Linked DNA regions of Homo sapiens: region 2 is linked to region 1. Evidence: chromatin contacts called from ENCODE Hi-C or POLR2A ChIA-PET data. All regions are on one chromosome and are shown on one strand. Each heading gives the region's core, a stretch centred on a gene start or an enhancer-like site at or near the end of the contact. The rest is flanking DNA. Distances are from core to core; before and after follow the strand shown. Region 1 holds the start of PTGDR (prostaglandin D2 receptor). Region 2 overlaps PTGER2 (prostaglandin E receptor 2).

Region 1 (3,059 bases), core at 497-2,996:
ATGAGGAGATAATTTCATTTCCATCGCTATCCTCATTACCAAATTGAAACCGGAGATAATGGCTTTCATGTCACCTCACTTGCCAAGATACACTCAAAACCCGTCAAGTCAGGTTGTCAAAACGACACCAGCAGCTAAAACATACAAAGAGCCTCGGCCTCCATCGCCACAATCCCTGGCGGATGCAGCACCAGAAACAGCAGCCGTGGCGTCTCAAAGTTTACGCACGCGTTTTTCAAAATTAAAACTATGCATCTGCAAATCACTCTGGCTGGCTTAAACCTCTTTTTCCCTTTCTATGCCAACACCGGGGAGAAGATCGTCCCAGACGCCATTCGCCCATTTCTGATACCACTGAAGTCATGAGCAGGTCTAACAAAATAAAACATCACCCAGCCGTCGGGAAGTAGAAGACTCCTGTTGCCAAGGAGAAACTAAGTTCTGCTCCTCCTAAGGCGCAAAAATGACCTCGAGATCTCCCCAGAAGGAAGCAGAGAGGAGGGAGTTCTGCCACATGGAGAGGGTTTTGCTGGGCTAGGGAGACACCGCCGGGCTCAGCCTTTCCCTTCCTTTCTCTAACTTTCCCTCATTTCGCTCCGCAAACTGAGTTATATCTCGGGGCTGTGGAAGGAATCCAATTTGGGGAACTCAGCAGCAAACCTTCCTGGCCCAGGGCGCAGCTCGCCTGGCGCCGCGTCCATCCCGATCCGCTCCACCCTTCCCGCCCCGCATCCGCGGCCGGACAGTCTCAGTGCCCTGCTGCCTCGGGGCCCGGGGACTCACAATTACGGGCAGAGAACACATAGTGAAGAGCACGGTCATCAGCGCCAGCAGCAGGAGGTGATCCAGCTCCTCCAGGGGCTGAGGGGACGCTTCCCTCCCGTCCGCGCGCGGCTCGGCACAGTCCCTGGTGCAGGAGCGCGGGTGCCGCTGCAGCCGCCGGTGCATCGCATAGAGGTTGCGCATGGCGCCGAGGTTGCACAGCACGGTGGCGAGGACCAGCAGCGCCATGAGGCTGGAGTAGAGCACAGAGTACCCCAGCACCGACAGCGAGCCCTCCTCGTGGACCATCTGGATAAAGCACCAGGTGCCGGGGCAGTACTGCACGAACTTCCCGAAGCCCATGAAAGGTAGCGCGCAGAAAGCCAGGGAGAAGGCGCTCACCACCGGGGCCACCAGTGCGCCCAGGCGCAGGGTGATGTGCCGTCGGTAGAAGAAAGGGTGCCCTAGGGAGAGCCAGCACTCCAGTGCCATGGCCAGGAGTTGCAGTGTCGAGGAGAGCCCAAAGAAGGACATGAAGAAGGCGAAGGCTTGGCACAACGAGTTGTCCAATGCGGGCGCAAGCACCCGCAGACTCCGGTTCTGAGCGTAGGCAGCCAGCACCACCGGGCTTAGGAGGCACTTGCCCAGCAAGTCGGTGACCGTCAGGCCACACACCAGCATGTAGAAGACCGAGGGCAGCGGGCGCAGTGGACGCCGCGAGCACCACCCCAGCCCCGAGCGCGCCAGCAGCCCCAGGGCCAGCAGGTTGCCCAGGAGGCCGGTGCTGAAGAGCACCCCGCCCATCACCGCCGAGTTGCCTTTTTCCACAGAGGTGGTGTTCTGGCAGCGGTAGAACGGCGACTTCATGGCGTGCGGGAGCAGAGGGCTGGAGTGAAGGCTGCGGAAGGGCGAGGGCCCCGGCGCCCGGGTGCTAAGGAGCCCCCGGCAGCTCCGCGCGCGGCTCGGGCGGAGAAGCTGCGCCACAGAAAAAGCTCCGAGGGCGGCGGGGTGTTCCCCACGGCAGGAACCTCCTATCTAAACTCGCGGGTCACACCCCTCTTTGAGAGGCGGGACGCTCTGCAGGGTGAGCGCCTGGCGCTGGCATTGAAGAGCGCGGAGCAGGCCAGTGAAGAGCTCGGCCCTGACGCGCTGCGTTCTCAGTAGAGACAGACTCTGGTGCCGAGTCGGAACGGCAGGAGGAAAATAGCCAGAATTCCAAGCACCCAACACCAGTCCTTCTAGCGAGGCAAGAGAAGAACTACTAAAGTGGAGGGGAAATTAAGCAGCAGCCACCTGAGAGGAGGGCAATGGTGCTGGTGTTTGAACTGGGGTGGCCAAGAACTCGAAAGATGAGCGAAGAGGGGAGGCTGAGAAAGGGCTTCTACCTAGTTGTCTTGAATTAGCTAGTCAAGGAAAGGTAAAGATAACTCACGTCTGGAAAGCCCCTGAGCCTTAGCTCCTCTTCTCTACTAGATCAGCGCAATTTGGGGCATTCACGGTCATCTCCATTGCATAGGCGAGGAAACTGAGGCCTTGGAAAGTTAAGTGATCTGCCCGTGGTGACAGAGCTACAGAAGTAGCAGAGCCGGACCTCTCACCCGATCTTCTATTTTGGAGTTCATCTGTCCTGTTCCCATGACTCCTCCTCCCAAGAAGTTGTCCAGATTTCAGGGAAGTGGTTTGTGGGAAAGCCAAGAGCCGGTGTTGGTCCTGGGTGCCATGAATCACATTGACTGTAGAGAGCTGGGGGGAAGGGCATGGTTAGCAGCACTGTTGCTGTCATCAGATAGGCCTGGGTTTGAGTCCAGGTTCTGCTCCTCACTGTGTGTGTGACCTTATGGGACTTGCTTAGCCTCTCAAGCAGTAACATCTATCTGGCCTGCTTGGCTCTTCTGAGGCATAGAAATAACACGTAAAGAGCAAGTACATAGAAAGTGCTCAATTCATGCAATCACCATGATTCTTATTTGATAGAAGGGTGTTTTGGTAGCTGATGTTTAACTGCAGTTTTTAGCATGGATTTTGAAATCAGAAAATGGTAGATTTGGCATAGAGCTTTCTCACTCCTCTGATTTGTGGCTACTAGAAAAAATTTATTCCTGTTTGGGCTTTGACTTGGCTGCATCATAAAGGCAAGGGAGTTAATTGTGATAAGCGTGATTTTATATCTTTAACTAGCATTCGATGCCCTGTGAGAGAAATTGGCTTTGAGTGTGGAATCTCAGTGGGATGACTAAGGTTTTGTTATGTAAGTGAGTAGATGATGCCTGGGCTTGAAACGGCTCATTTTTAGGCCT
Region 2 (3,060 bases), core at 268-2,767, 58 kb before region 1:
TAAGGATGGCAAAGACCCAAGGGTCAATTATTGAATTAATTGATAAAAACCTAAGAGCTTGGAGGTCCCATTTTTCCTTTCGGGAAGAGGTTTCATTCATATATGCAAAAATCTGTAAGAAGCAAAGGGGAAAAATGATGTTAGTTTTACATCGTAGCAGTAGACAGGCTTAGACCCTATGTTATGTCTTGAGATTTAAAAGCAAAACCATGTTTTGTCTGTGGTAGTGGTGGGGAACGAAAGGTGGGGGTTGGGAATCTTACCTTTCTTCCTTATGTAAACTGTAACATAATGAATGTATTTTTTCCCCTTGAACTCAATGAAAGCATGTTTTCTGTGGAATGCAATTAACATTAACACCATGCACAATGTCTTGGTGTCATTGGGAGTGGAGAGAAATAAACTTTTCTTGTCATCTAGAATAGAATCTTTTAACAATATAAATAATAATGATAATATTAGTAGCTCCAGTGTATCAATAACCTAATATATGTGTCATGAATTGTTCTGGGTACTAACCCCGCTTTATCTCTACTCCTTATAGAAACTCTGAAACTTAGAGATTGTCTCTTTTTAACAGATAGGGAAGTGAACTTCAGGAAAACTAATAACATGTTACATTTACTTCCAAATACTAAATCTAATGATCACAATTCAGCGAGACAGGGTCTGCAATGGAACACCCTGAGTGGGAGTATGAGTTCTGGCCATTGGACTGGGTTTGAATCCTACCTCTGTATATAGTTTGAGATCAATGGCAAGATATTAATAATGAACCTTTGTGCCTCAGTTTTGACATCTTTAAAATGGGTGATAATAATAACATACCCACTTCATAGAGTTGCTGAAAGGATGATAGGAAGTGATATGTGTAAGCTACTTAGATCAGTGCTCACATCCTAAGTGCTCCACAGTGTTCATTGTTATTATATCCATTTTACAAATGCAGACACTGGGGTATAGAAAATTAGATAATTTGCTCAAGTACCCAGAGCTGGTTAGTGGCCAAATCAGGATGCAAATTCCAACTCTCCTGATGCCAGTGCAGTGCTCACTGTGTGCTACGTGCAGGCCTGTATTAGAGCAAAGGCCTCAGAACAATGTCCTGAACACTGGAAAGCTGACACATCTTTACATATGGACCAAACTGCTCTACCAGCCCTCAAACGATTTCTTAGTTATTTAGGGAGCAACATAAATGTTTGGGCAGGTTGGAAGGAATGGAATAATGCATCTTGATAAAGATCACACTTCTACAAAATTCACAGAAAAGAGGAAAACAAAGGTAGATCACACCTAGTCATTTAAAACCAGTGCTTTATAAGGCTCCAGGGTCTTTCTTACCAATGGCTTTAGACACCTAGCCCCTCTTTTCTTCACTCGCCTTCTGCAGAAGAAGGAGCAGCTTGTTTCCCTTCTCTGAGTACTTACTCTGCAGGCATCTGGCAACTGGATATACAAAGCAAATTGCAGAGAGCGCAAAGGGTAGTCATCTTCAGTTTGCTTATGTTGGGACAAGAGCAGGAAGGTTTGGCAGCCATAGGTGTTTATGCCGGAGAATCTTGGCATAGGGAATGGAGAAAAGATTTGGCAGATGAGTAAGGAAAAAGAAGAATTGATGGTGGGTTTCCCAGAGAGTAGAGGAAAGCTAGGTGAGGAGGTGCAATGGAGCAATAGCTTTCTTGTCAGTTAAACTATTTTGGATGAAAACTACACAGGCTGGTGTGTTAAAAGAGTGATTTGGAGGTAAGAAATTCAGGATAATGATGCACATAGGTCTACAGATTAAAACACATATTAGTGATTACATATGCACACACACGTGTGCACATGATGCATAACTGAGCACTCCTGTAGAAAGGGCCTGCAGCTGAGTTGATGATCTAGTTTAACCAGAGAACATATTCACACTGAATTGGCCAGCCAAGAAGTGCAGAAAAGGCATAGCCTCTGGTGTTGCAGCTTCACACATTAAGATGAGTCAGGTTTTCAGGGGAGAATAACCCACATCAGAGTTCCTGAATGTCTTTAGAGCGTGACAGAATAATGAGAAGTGAAAATTGGTTGTAGAGGATGAAGCAATTCTGTACTGTTTCCTTTCCTTTATCATCTACTATGCTGGGTAATTTTGAGAATTGCTTAAAATTTGCACTTTGGAGGTGACCAATATTTTGTAGAAGACGGCTTTTTTTTTGAGATGGAGTCTCACTCTGTCGCCCAGGATAGAGTGCAGTGGCGTGATCTCCACTCACTGCAACCTCTGCCTCCTGCGTTCAAGTGATTCTCCTGCTGCAGCCTCCTGAGTAGCTGGGATTACAGGCACCCGCCACCACGCCTGGCTAATTTTTGTATTTTTAGTAGAGATGGGGTTTCACCATGTTGGACAGGCTGGTCTTGAACTCCTGACCTCAAGTGATCTGCCTGCCTTGGCCTCCCGAAGTGCTGGGATTACAGGTGTGAGCCACTGCGCCCAGCCAGTTCCTTCTTTTATACTTGGAGAAGAGACATACTTCAGTGACCCTCGAAATTCTTGATGTAAGTTTTGTCTTCTACCTCCCCATTTTTTTCTTTTGGTTCTTGTCTTTTGCCTAGATTACTATATTTTTGATCTTATGGATACTGGGATTTTAAAAAATTGTGGTAAAATAAATATAACATAAAATTTACCATTTTGCCATTTTCAGCTATACATTAAATACATTTACATTGTGGGGCAATCATATTGTTTATATTTTCACTTTTCTGCATATTATGCTTTGACATCTTAAATTCTTCTTGGCTGGGAGAGAATGCCCCTCCGGGGCTAGCTAATTTGTAGAGATAGCAAAGAGTTAGGCTGGGAGCATGTCTTTGATATACAGACTAACCTATCCAGGGCCAGAACTCTTCTATCAAGGAAATATTTATTCCTCTGCTTTTATCATTCCAATGCCAGGTACCAGGCAACTAGGGACCACCCCTATAGCTTAGAGCCTGCTGAAATTATTCAACCTAACCAATCCTAAACTGTTTACCCTGCTCTGCCTTTCTTGTGGAAACTCCAATAAAGGCTTGGCCCAG

Evidence for each region. A loop is a pair of places that touch in the nucleus more often than their neighbours do. ChIA-PET counts read pairs that join two places held with the same protein, here RNA polymerase II (POLR2A). Pooled maps may share reads with other maps.
Region 2: a map of natural killer cell shows a loop between it and region 1 (2.5-fold over the local background). The contact joins the enhancer-like site here to the promoter of PTGDR in region 1. A Hi-C loop is called at or near these places in 1 of 168 maps with a recorded cell type or tissue (natural killer cell) and 1 of 50 pooled maps. POLR2A ChIA-PET finds 5 or more read pairs at or near these places in 2 of 52 experiments (AG04450 and activated CD4-positive, alpha-beta memory T cell).

Annotation. Positions count from the first base shown.
Region 1 is chr14:52,266,385-52,269,443 of GRCh38, reverse strand. PTGDR (prostaglandin D2 receptor) reads right to left here and starts at 1,746. Exons shown (of 2, transcript NM_000953.3): 1 at 784-1,746. The coding sequence starts at 1,629.
Region 2 is chr14:52,324,273-52,327,332 of GRCh38, reverse strand. PTGER2 (prostaglandin E receptor 2) reads right to left here. Exons shown (of 2, transcript NM_000956.4): 2 at 1-112. Among named protein-coding and RNA genes, the nearest start is that of PTGER2, 11 kb to the right of the region's middle. RefSeq lists enhancers at 1,801-1,950, 2,091-2,140, 2,161-2,210. Within about 2 kb of position 1,517, at least 3 of the 41 ENCODE cell types and tissues checked have a DNase peak (open chromatin) inside an H3K27ac peak, as active enhancers do.